2 separate regions of the Homo sapiens genome follow, and region 1 is linked to region 2. The links are chromatin contacts, found by Hi-C or POLR2A ChIA-PET in ENCODE. All regions are on one chromosome and are shown on one strand. Each heading gives the region's core, a stretch centred on a gene start or an enhancer-like site at or near the end of the contact. The rest is flanking DNA. Distances are from core to core; before and after follow the strand shown. Region 1 overlaps BACH2 (BACH transcriptional regulator 2). Region 2 overlaps BACH2 (BACH transcriptional regulator 2).

Region 1 (6,127 bases), core at 3,512-6,011, 57 kb after region 2:
CAGAGCAGTGTGTGGTGAAGCACTGGCTGGTGTCTACTTCTCCAAGAAGCAGTCTGCATTAGCTTGTTCTCACACTGCTAATAAAAGACATACCTGAGACTGGGTAATTTATAAAGAAAAAGAGGTTTAATGGACTCACAGTTACATCGGAGGCCTCACAATCATGATGGAAGGTGAGGAGGAGTGAAGTCAAAGTCACATCTTGCATGGCAGCAGGCAAGAGAGAGCATGTGCAGGGGAACTCCCCTTTATAAAACCATCAGATCTCATGAGACTTATTCACCGTCACAAGAACAGCATGGGAAAGACCCACCCCCATGATTCAGTTAACAATTACCTCCTACCAGGTCCCTCCTATGATATGTGGGAATTATGGGAGCTACAGTTTGAAATTTGGGTGGGGACACAGCCAAACCATATCACAGTCTTCATGTTCCAGGGCTTATGCTGAAAATCTGAACCTTTTTGTACAGAGAGTTTGAGCATCTGATGAATGATTGTGTTGGAGCACCTCAAAGTGAGCTCTAGCCCTGAGACTCTGTGCACCCACTACCGTGTCATATGGATATGGCAATGCCTTGTCTTGAGTGAAAGGGTCATGTGGCCTGACTTAACATCTGATAATGTCAGAAAAGATGAAGGAGAGTCTGAAGAGGTAGGAGGTAAATTAAGTCTTCGGAATAGAAAAGCTGGACTTTGTGTTAAGACCCTATAGGCCCCAGAGAAGAAAGGATCTGTTTTGACATGACTGTAATATAATTTCAAGTCTGAGAGGCCTAGCTGTGAATCATGATAACTTCTTTGAAATATGGCTGCAGCTACTGACCATCTGTCGGGTTCTAACTGAGGTCGGAGGAGAGTCGGTGGATGAGTGGCAGGCAGCTGAAAGACCAGTCAAGGAATCATGGGGGCATTTCAACATGGCTTTATTCTCTGGACACACGGGAGCTGTGGGTGCAAGCAAGCCATGGGCACAAGCAAGCCATGGGTACAAGCCTGAGGATGAGCCACAGGTGCAAGCCGTTACATACAGCATTAGCAGGGTAATTATACCTTTTACAGACAATAGTGGCTCCGAGTCAAGCATGAGCACACATGAGTGGTTACTTAATGCACCTCACATGGCATGGTTACATAACAGGCAGAGCTGTGTGCCTGCACTCCAAACTCGCTGAGTCATGCTGGACTAGATGTCTGCCTCGGCCTATTCTTGACCACAGCTCATCCATTTTCCTTACACCATCAAACAGGTTTCATTTGTAGGAAAGCACATATTCAGTCCCACTTCATTCTTGTTGCTGGTACTTTCACACACATTGTGATTGTTGGTTTTGGAATCTTGTTCATCCTCATTTTTTGAGGATTTAAAGAGGAGTGCCTAGTATTTTCTTAATTAAAACAGGCTTTGCTTCTCTGCGTCCCCTGCCCCAAACCAATGGACTGCCCTGGGCCGTCCTTCATCAGGAGTTTTAATTGCATGTTGATTGAACTGGTAGGTTCTTGTCCTACATCATCATGTTGGACTAAGCCCACAACAGCCATGCAGCCTCAGTAAAGAGGCCCTTTGGATACTCAAAGTGTGCTGCTGCCTTTTTCTTTGTGACTGGTGATGGCTGGGTTCCTACAACAACGGCCAGGGGATTCTGACCTTTATGAATCAGGCAGAGGAATGCTTCTGTCTTCTTTCTCCAAGTCCTCAACTCTGCCCTTTTTCTGTCAATTAGTAGGCCTTAATAGATACAATTAAGAGAATTCTACTTAGTTAATTGGTGATTGGAAACATGATTATTTAGGTACTTAATCTGTGGTTTGTCCATCTCTAGAATATTAACAATTGATTTTTGCCTGATTTTACAAAGGTATCATCTCAGTGGGATTGCTATGTATGAAAGGAAATTTATAATGGAATGATTGCTTCCAATCCAGTTTATTAATTTAAGTACGTAATACTTTAGATTGGCTTTATTTTCCCTTCATTTTTGTGATACAGAGGCCTTATAACGTATAGCTGTTTGCTGGTATTCTTCCCAGCTTCCTATTGTCCTTTGTCTTCGTAAAATAAGCCTAGCAGTATTTTCTATATTTTCAGAGAATCTTGTGCTTTTGAATATATGTACATCATTGGCTTTGTTTTTAAAAAAACTTCATACTGTGTGATAAAATTAATGTAATAAAAAGGTAGAGATGCCTATTTACAATTTGCAGAATAATTTGCAGAAACTCCTCAGTTACTGTTCAGAAGACACATATTTCTAGTCCAGTAGACATCTAGTAAATGATGTTTACTTTTAAATGCAGAGATTTGATTTGACTAATCATAGTTTATATGTTCTTCTGGTTTATTTGGTTTTCTTTTCTATTTTTTTTAATGGAATAGTTTTGTAATTTCTTACCACTCTCAAACTTTAATAAAGTGGCATCTTGAGGCTAGTTTCAGTTAAATATAAATATAAGCAATTAATTAAGATAACCAACCCTAACCAGAGAGATAAAGTATCATCGCGTGTCATAGTGATCAAGGAGCACCTGTTAATGAGAACTGTAGGAAAACTGCAACCAATCATGAAAAAAAAAGTGTTGGGTGAAATTAACAATGTCTGTGTTTCTTGTTATTTCTTAAATCCAACCCATAAACAATTTGCTGTGACAGCTCTAGGCTGGGATTACGGCATTTGGGATGAGGTCTGATTATAGCTAAAAATAGACACGTGTATTGAAGATAAGAAAAGGAATATTAAACAATTGAAATTTTGTGAAAGACTGATGCTGTTTCATTGTAATAATTTCCCCAAAGGCACATTAGTAATGCTGCTAAATACAGACTTTAATAGACTTTAATAATGTGTACTTTAGAGGCCTGATACACAAAGGAATAATGTATAAAACATTCATTATGAAAAATTGCTACCTTTTTTATTTAATAAGAAATCTGTTGAAACAAAACCTATGGCATTGTGTTCTTGGCTATTAGCAGGCTGAAGAATAATTGCTACCTTCTTTTACATTTTTTCACCTATTCTAATCAAGTTGCAATCATATTTTCTTATTTGTTCCATGAATGAAATGGAGATTAAAAAAAAAAAAAGTACTTGCATTGAATGGACCCTTGTTCAAATTGTGGCTCATTCTCTCGCTACCTTCATGATCTTGGGCAAGTTACCTAAAGTCAAAACTCCGTTTCTTTATTTGCAAACTGAGGATTGTTCTACCTATCTAACAAGGTAGGAATAAGTTAAATGTTGACACAGTGGAGTCCCTATGTAACAGACACTCAGCAAATGCTTTCTATTATGATTACTTTCTACATCTCTTTCTCTTTATGTTGCTTGTTTCTTTGAAGGACTGTAGTGGAGGAGCTGGAAGGGGGTTGAGAGTAGGAAAAAGCAATTAAAAAGATACCTTAGCTGCTCTGTAGCCAAGCCTTGCATTGGATTTCAATTTGATTTTAATGTGCTGCTGCTGAGAGCCATGCTGTTGAAAAAGAGAGAAGAGTAAGAAGCAGATGCTCTTAGAAGAACAGTGGGGCATTTATCTCTTTTAATGAGATAACATCATTAGAGTGACAAAGTGCAGCGAATCAATACTCGAAATGGACTGGCGCTATCTTCCCAAAGTGCGCTGATTGTTACACTTCACAACCTTAGAATCCGCTGAATCACGAATTCTGTCTTATCTGTTATTAGAGCCGCTGGCTTTGATCTCACAGACTAGATCCACACCTTAGGGATCTCCAGAGGAACAGGAAAACAGACTAATAGGATAAATGAGAAAAATCCAAGGTGATTTATAAACTGCCCTGTAATCAAGGAACCTCAGAGAAAGGTGGTTGTGCTTGTTTTTTCCTTGGACTTCTTTAAATGGCTACTCATAACTGCCTTCCCCTCTGCTCGCTCTCCTTGCTCTCTGTCTGCTTCTTGGTGTAATGTCAGAAACGCTAATCATGTCAGACTGTGACACTGACAGCCCTGACATTCACAACAAAGAGACAAGGAGGAGAGAGAGGAAAAGAGATGGGGGAGGGGGGAGGTGAGGAAAAGCAGCAGGAGAAGCATTTTTTTATTGCACATAAAATCCATAGCTGCAGAATCACCCACATCTGGACATGTCATATCCAAGGAAAATCAAGGAAGGCACAAGGTGAATTCCAATAGAGATTGAAACTGAGCTGGGGATTTTCCCCTCTTCTTTTAGATTTCATTGTGTAGTTTATATTAGAATTACTGTGACTATGATTTCTTCTCATCAAGAAAAAGGGCATTTACATTTATTTTTCCTTTTTCTTTACTACAGTTTTTCTCTTCGAAACAAAGCAAAGTTAAACACAGATCTTAGCAGGAAGTGTGTGCTGTCAGAGGTTTTCCAATTTATTACCAGATTCCCATAGTTTAATCTGAACAATAGCCAGTTCAGGAAAGAAGTCATGGGTGAGGGATGTTTTCTGACCATGGCAAGGCTGAATGTCATGACAAAGCTGTTCAGTGTCATCCTCAGGCCCTTGGCTTCTGCGGCACCTGCTTAAAGCTGCTGGATGCAGAAAATGCTGATGTTACCTGTTCCCTAACAGTTTGGAGTGGGCTTCCAAATACCTTTGAGACTTCTGTTTCTCTCAGGCACTTTCTCCATTTGGAATAATGCTGGTGAGTGGTCTGCAATCTCTGTCTTGGATCAGTCATGACCTGAAAATCGGCTGCCACATCTCACATGTGTTTTGAATCCAGATGCTATGATCTAAATTGAGCTCTGAGCTCAGGCTGAATCATCCTAGCTTTTCTATAAACATGAGAAGCCAGCTGCCAGCTCGGCTTTTGAGGTATTTTGAACTATAACTCTAAGTCTTACCGAAGATAGTTATCATTTCATTTTTTCTTCATGTCAGAAAAAAAAAATCAAAAATGGAAAATGGTATCCAGTATTTATTCTGTATCAGTTACCCTGTCATAAAAGAGGGTACATTTTTTGTCCATATTCAAACAGAAGGTATTCTGTACCTAGTGACTTCTTTTCAGATTGATTATAAAAATATTGAGAACTTTGGAAAAGGCTGATAACTCATTTCACAGTGTTCTCATCTTTAGTACCCAAGTAAAATTTTACATACTTGGGCTACTTGATAGAAATGCTCCACTTAATTTCAAAAAAAAAAAATTAAGTGGATTATGTGGCGTAGTTGAAGTTCCAGCAACTTTGACATTGTGACTTGTTTAATATTCTTGAGGAAATTCTACTTCTATTGGCAGAAGAGAGTAAATTTATACCCTATGGAGGATTTGAGAGAATTTACCCCAAAATATCTTCCTGTAAATTCAAATTTTCTTTGAAGTGTTTTTAATCCTAAAATTTTACATGGATTGTTCCCTGTGATATGTGATAGGTCCATGTTTGTTTTCATGTAAAATAATTTAAAATTACTTGCCACTTAAATTAATTAGGTCCTATAGTAGGTAATGACAGCTGGTATAACAGATAAGCCCTCAAAATTGAATGGTTTGACACAACTAGTTTCCTTTCTTGCTCAGCTCTCAGCCCAGTGGAAGTATTTCTGATCAGTGAAGTGCTTTTATTGAGAGGTGATTCAGGAATCCTGAACTCAGGTGCCTTCCGTCTTCTGGCCTCACCATCTATTTTGTCTGCTCAGGCTGCTGTAACAGAGTACCACAGACTGGGTGGCTTAAACAACAGAAATGTGTGGTCACACAGTTCTGCAGACTAGGAGTCGAAGATCAAGGTGTCAGCAGGGTTGGTTTCTTCTGCGGACTGTGAGGCAAGGATCTCTTCCAGGCCTTGCTCCTTGGCTTGTAGAAGGTCACCTTTTCCCGAGTCTCTTCACATCATCTTCCCTCTTTTCCTGTGTGTATCCAAATTTTCCCTTTTTATAAGGACACCAGTCATATTGGATTAGGGGCACACTCTCTTCCAGTATGACCTCATTTTAACTAATTACATCTGTAATGGTCCTATTTTCAAATAAGGTCACTTTCTGAGGTACTGGGGGTTAGGACTTCACCATGTGAATTTTGAGGGGACATAATTCATCCTGTAACACCATCTTGCAATTGTCTGCACCTCACTTCTTAATCACAGTCGCCTTGAAGTAAAGCACCATCTTTTCTCATATTCCTTTGTTGAG
Region 2 (5,847 bases), core at 393-2,892:
CCCTTTTTTTTTTGAGGCAAGATTTCACTCCTGTCATCCAGGTTGGAGTACAATGGCGCAATCTTGGCTCACTGCACCCTTCACCTCCCAGGCTCAAGCAATTCTCCTGCCTCAGCCTCCCAAGTAGCTGGGTCTACAGTTGCATACCACCATGCCTAGCTAATTTGTGTATGTCTTGTAGAGACGAGTTTTGCCATGTTACCCAAGCTGGTCTTGAACTCCTTACCTCAAGTGGTCCGCCTGCTTTGGCCTCCCAAAGTGCTGGGATTATAGGCGTGAGCCACTGCACCTGGCCCTAAAGCTACTCTTTCTGAGCAGTTTGAGAGGGACTGTGGCTTATCTGGCCTTGAGAACAGTGTCTTTATTAATGCAGCCTAAGAGTACATTTTTGCAAACCCATCACACTGCCTGTATTGAATCAAGAGGCTGCTGGACCTCCATGTACTGACCATACAGGACCTCACATTTGAGCCTAGTAAACTTGACTATATTCATTTTGGTCTATTTTTAACCTTGTGAGAACTTTTGTAATCCTGTTTCTGGCATCCCTGGTGTTGTGTTTTTGTACCAATACAGCTTCTGGATCATTGTCTCAATCATTGATAAAAATGGGCAAATACAGACTTTCTGTCCAGAGTGATAATCATATCCATTACTTTTGCTTTAGATAAGAGTGTTGCTGTTGATCATCTTTGCCTGGGAAGTTGAATGATAAAGCCAGAAGAAAGCATGCTTTCTGATCATTGTAAGTTTTACTTTTAAGGAAAGAGACTAAAAAAATTTAGCAGGAAATTTAAATTTTATTAATATCATCTCATATACTTTAGAAGATCTAAAACTGTTAAAAGAAACAAAATGGTTTACACTGGAGCCTGGTTATAACCTTTCTTTGGTAGCCCATAGCTGTGGGGCCCATAGCTTTGGGGCCCAAAGCTCTCTTTGATTTGAGTCAGAGACCTTCCCATGTGCCCAGGAATTTTGATTATGGCAGGTGATATTATCAAGTCTTCATCAGATTTGGCTGGAGGGAAAAGCTGTCTGTCACCAAGTTGTGTGAATCTTTGTATTGCTAAAAAGGATACCCGGGCAGTCTTAAAACTGGTGCCTTATGTTATTTGAACTTTAAAATATTGTGATGTTCATGTTTGCTCAGGCTGGCTACTCCAGTTTTGTTACAACATAGTGCTGCTCAGACCATGGTTGAAAGTTTGATGCTAAAAAGCACAGTGTATTTGAGCATAGTCAATTCTAAAAAAAATTTTGTTTTCTTTCTTCCTTCCTTCTCCTTTCCTTTCTTCTTTCTGTCTTGAAATCTGTGGATTGAACTTTCCCACCCCTGGAAAAACAACTCAGAAAGTATATCATGTGTCATCACTATCATCTTCCTTTTATCAGTGCAGGTTTATAGAAAGTGTTCTCATATCATCCTGAATCATTTCTACAAACTATAAAACAAAATTAACTTTCCATTACAATCCTAACAATTGTAATAAATGCTCCTATTAGAAGCTTTTACTTCCATCCTGTGAAGTATATCATGCTGAGGGGAAAGTTGCATCTTCATTAGTCACCCATGACTTACTCCAGGTGTTACCCTCTAAGTTAGAAAGAGAGAGGGCAAAATACCCTGGTGACACATACGTTTTTTAAGGGAAAAAATTCTGAAAGCAAAAGGGTTCTCTCTTTTTTTAATATGACTAGCAAAAGAGTGTTGATTAAGATGTGTCAAGCAGGTGCTGGGTATGTGCTAAACTAATGGTTTTCAGAGTACTGAGTGGCTATTTTTAAATGTTTCTATATCATTCTCAGTTAAGCTGCTGGATGAAAAGTACAAAAGGCTAAAAATATTTACAGTTTCAGTAATGTCTGTTTTAAAAGAAACCATCCGCGTCTATGGCCACACCACCCTGAACGTGCCTGATCTTGTCTAAAAGAAACCATCCTGTGTGATTTTTCTTTATTTCCATTTGAAGGAAAAGAATATTATGGCTTACAGAGAAGTGGTTGAAAGCAGTTTGTTCAACACTGAGGTTTTTAGGAAAAAATGGCCATCAAAAGGACAGTAAGTTGGGTTACAAATCATCAGGATTAAAAAAAAAAAGTTGATTATTATTCCTTGTACTATATTATTATTACTATTTTTGTATTATTAACTGTAGTTCCAACTGAAAATAGTATTATCTTTGAAACTTTTTGTATGGAGTTAGGAGACAAGTTGCTGGTATCAGATTACTTGGGCCTATATCTCAGCTCTATCCCTTGGATATGTGATCCTGGATAAATTGTTTAACCTCTTTGTGCCTCAGTGTACCCATCTGTAAAACAGAATAATAATAGTGCCTTCCTGCTAAGGTTGTTGTGATTAAATGAGATGATGCTCTGCCTAACATGGTAAGTACTCAGTAAATGTTTGTTATGCTTATTTTTTTCATTTAAAAAAATTTTTGGTTAAATGAACACATTTATTCTCTTAACCATTTTTGAGTATATAACTCAGTAATATTAGCTATATTTACATTGTAGTGTAACAAATCTTTAGAATTTTTCATCTGGCAAAACTGAAATGTTTATTATGTTTTAAAAGCTCATTTTTCTTCAGAGTCAGTTACACAGCTGTGTGGACGTAACACAGGAATGCAAGCACCATTGGGGCAGGGAGTTTAGACTCTTCTGTTCACTGCTGTATCACAAGTGCCACAATCAGCATCTGGCCCATAACAGGGCTCAATCAATATCTGTCGAATGAATGAATGAATGAATGAATGAACAGTGAGGCTTCATTTGACAAACTACATGTGTGTTTGAAAATTATTTCTTAAATGGTAAATCCATTTTTATGAGTGATTTTAAGTATACATGGAAAGTTGACTCCTTTCGGAGGGTGAAGTGATTTCTAAAACAACTGTTTTGTAATTATTTAGCAGTTCTGGCTTTGGTAGGTCAACTTTTCTTAAACTGGAAAAAAAAATAGTATTCTTAGTGTAGATTGCAAAAGGAAAGAGGATATGTTAGATGATTTGCCCAAAATTTAAACAGGATTCGCTTTTTAAATTCAAGCCTTTTTGCTTTCATTCAGATCTGGTCACCAGACTTACTTTTTCCTTAAGGCATATATGAATCATCTTGTTCTTTCATTCAGAAATCAAAAGTTCAGGCCTAGATCAGTATTTACCAAAACTGGTGGAACACTACCTTTCCACTGAGAGTGCATTACCTTTTTTTGAGTCTTTGAAAAGAATGTCAGCTGAACATGGTCTGGAAGTGGCCAAAACTCTGTGGGTGGGGAGAAAGGAAGAAATAACCTATCTCCCATTTAAAAACCTACCACCTATTAAATAAACGGCAGTCTTGTTCTGTGGAGTATTCATTTGGGTTATCTATTCTGATGAACAAATACAAATTCTTGGTAGGGTTTTCTTGCTTCTGGATAAAATGCTTAGTGTTGCTTTTTGTTGTTCAATCTTAGGTTTTGTTTCATTTTGTTTTTCAGGGTCTCACTCTGTCAACCAGGCTAGAGTGCAGTAGCGCAATCATGGTTCGTGGCAGCCTCAGCAGCTCCCTGGGCTCAGGTGATTCCCCCACGTCAGCCTCTCGAGTAGTTGAGACTATAGGCACGCACCACCACACCCTGCTAATTTTTGTGTTTGTAGTAGAGATGGGAGTCTCACCATGTTGCTCAGGCTGGTCTCGAACTCCTGGACTCGAGTGATTTGCCCACTTTGGCCTCCCAAAGTGCTGGCATTACAGGCATGAGCCACTGCGCCTGGCCTGTTTTTATGATATGTATTGAAATGCTCCAATAGCATTTTATTTTTATTTAAACATTGCTGTTAGGTAGTTGGCACAAAATGTGTCTTATGCCAAAGTTTACTTCCTTCTACCAAGGAAAGGGGACTCTGTCTCCTGGACTTTGCAGTTATGGGAGGAAGATGACAGGAAGCTACATCATCTGCCAGGATTTTTATGGGGCCACATCACATACAGTGCCTGTCTGTAACTAAGAGCAAGAGCACATCTCTCCTTTCAGCTGATGTTTAGCAAACCCTCACTCTGCTCCCATGGCAAAGACAGTCACTCATCTTCCAAATTGTGGTATCTTGAGTCATTTCCATTATGACTTGTCTTCTGAAAAGTGATAAAGGAAAATCATCTTACCTAGTCATTTTTTCCCATTCTACAAGACAAAGTTTATCTCTGAATCAAAGAGCATAAATCTCTGTTGCCTCTCTGAGATAATAAAATATTTTTATATTTAAATTTTCTGTTAACAGGAAAATGTATAAAACCTTCCCAAATTTTTAACTCCTTCTTTTGATTCTATACCTACATAGGTTTTTATTTGGATTTGAAACCAAATAAAAGACCGTTTCATGGTCTGGGCCCTTGGGACAGGGTAGTAGTGAAGCAGCCAGTTCATTTATTCTTCATCTGCCCTGCCATGGCTTCCTGTTGCACTAAGAATCCAGCCTCCTCCCCGGAGTTGGTGGGAGTCTGCTGACCTGGCCCCAGCCAGGCTCTCTGGCCTCATGCAGCCATTTTCCCTTCATTGACCCCATACCACCACTGTGACCAGGTGCACCAGGCTCTTCCTGAGGCTGCTTTTCTCCCTGAAATGCCCACCCCACCTCCCACTTTTCATTTTTCTAACTCTCGTTCATCCTTCACTTGCATTTTAACATCACATCCTCTGAGAAGCCTTCCCTGATCTCCACCCTTAATGAGCACCACCCAGTTGTCCATACTTTGCTTTCTCCTTTCTTTCCCAGCCCTTATTAGAATTTTAATTTCATATTTGGCCATACATTTGTTTCTTTAATAGTTTTCTCTCCCATTAGTCTATGAGCCCATTAGGGATCACGGCTATTTTGTCTGCTGTATGTAATATCCACTTCCTAGCAAGCAGGACACACTCAAGGAAGAGTTATTGAATAATAATTTAAAAATATTTTTTATTAAATGAAAAATATAAATATCCAATTCTAAGAATGTGCAATTCTGTCAGGAGTGTTAAGTACTGAAAAAACGACAGCAGATTAGTTAATTGGTTGATTTCACAAACATCTGTAGATTGTTGACAGTGCACTATGATGTGCTGTTCTAGGTGCTGAGTACATGTGGACGGGTTGTTGCCTGGCTTTGCAGAGGTCTCACCTTGGGGAGATAGCAAAGAGACACAATGAGGAATAAAATTAGTGCCTTTCTCTCAAGGAGCATATGTATTCATTCATGTAACAAACATTTGTTGAGCACCTATGATATACTCTAAGCTAGAAGACACTTGAATGTGATGAGTATAACATATAAGAGAGTAAAATTAATCTCCAAGAAAGATACAGAATGCTGTAGGGATGAAGATTAAGAAATGCTGTCTGATTAGGGACATCAGAGAGCATCCTGGATAAAGCAGAGACCGAAGTGCTACTTGAAGAATGGGTTCAACTTTGACAGCTGAAGCTATGAGGGAGGAAATTCTAGGCATGGGAACCACTTGGGTAAAGGCATGGAGATGGGAAGACATTCCAGGGATAGCTATTAACCCTTTTTAACTGAAGCATAGGGTGGATGATGGTGAATAAGAAGAAATTAGACTAAAAAAGTAGGTAGAGGCTATACTTTAGGGGAGTGAAGAATTCCTCTAAGTTTAGAAAAAGTTGATTTTAATTACCTTAAATAAGGCAGTAATGGTACTAATATTGCTGTTTGGTAGCCCTTAGGAAAATGATACTTGTGACTTGGTACAGTGGCTCACACCTGCAATTCCAGCACTTTGGGAGATTGAGGTGGGAGGATTGCTTGAGGCCAGGAGTTCAAGACCAGCCTGGGCAACATAGCAAGACCCCATCTCAA

Evidence for each region. Hi-C counts contacts between places; a loop is a spot of excess contacts on that map. ChIA-PET counts read pairs that join two places held with the same protein, here RNA polymerase II (POLR2A). Pooled maps may share reads with other maps.
Region 1: a map of breast epithelium shows a loop between it and region 2 (27-fold over the local background). The contact joins two enhancer-like sites. A Hi-C loop is called at or near these places in 3 of 168 maps with a recorded cell type or tissue (CD4-positive, alpha-beta T cell, astrocyte of the cerebellum and breast epithelium), 1 of 37 single-sample maps with no recorded cell type and 7 of 50 pooled maps. POLR2A ChIA-PET finds 5 or more read pairs at or near these places in 9 of 52 experiments (CD4-positive, alpha-beta T cell, OCI-LY7, T-cell and 6 more).

Annotation. Positions count from the first base shown.
Region 1 is chr6:90,193,086-90,199,212 of GRCh38, reverse strand. All of the region lies in intron 4 of BACH2 (BACH transcriptional regulator 2), which reads left to right. Among named protein-coding and RNA genes, the nearest start is that of BACH2, 100 kb to the left of the region's middle. RefSeq lists a silencer at 4,289-4,583. Within about 2 kb of position 4,761, at least 3 of the 41 ENCODE cell types and tissues checked have a DNase peak (open chromatin) inside an H3K27ac peak, as active enhancers do.
Region 2 is chr6:90,247,411-90,253,257 of GRCh38, reverse strand. It overlaps BACH2 (BACH transcriptional regulator 2), which reads left to right. Exons shown (of 9, transcript NM_021813.4): 3 at 668-745. Among named protein-coding and RNA genes, the nearest start is that of BACH2, 47 kb to the left of the region's middle. RefSeq lists an enhancer at 1,574-1,663. Within about 2 kb of position 1,642, at least 3 of the 41 ENCODE cell types and tissues checked have a DNase peak (open chromatin) inside an H3K27ac peak, as active enhancers do.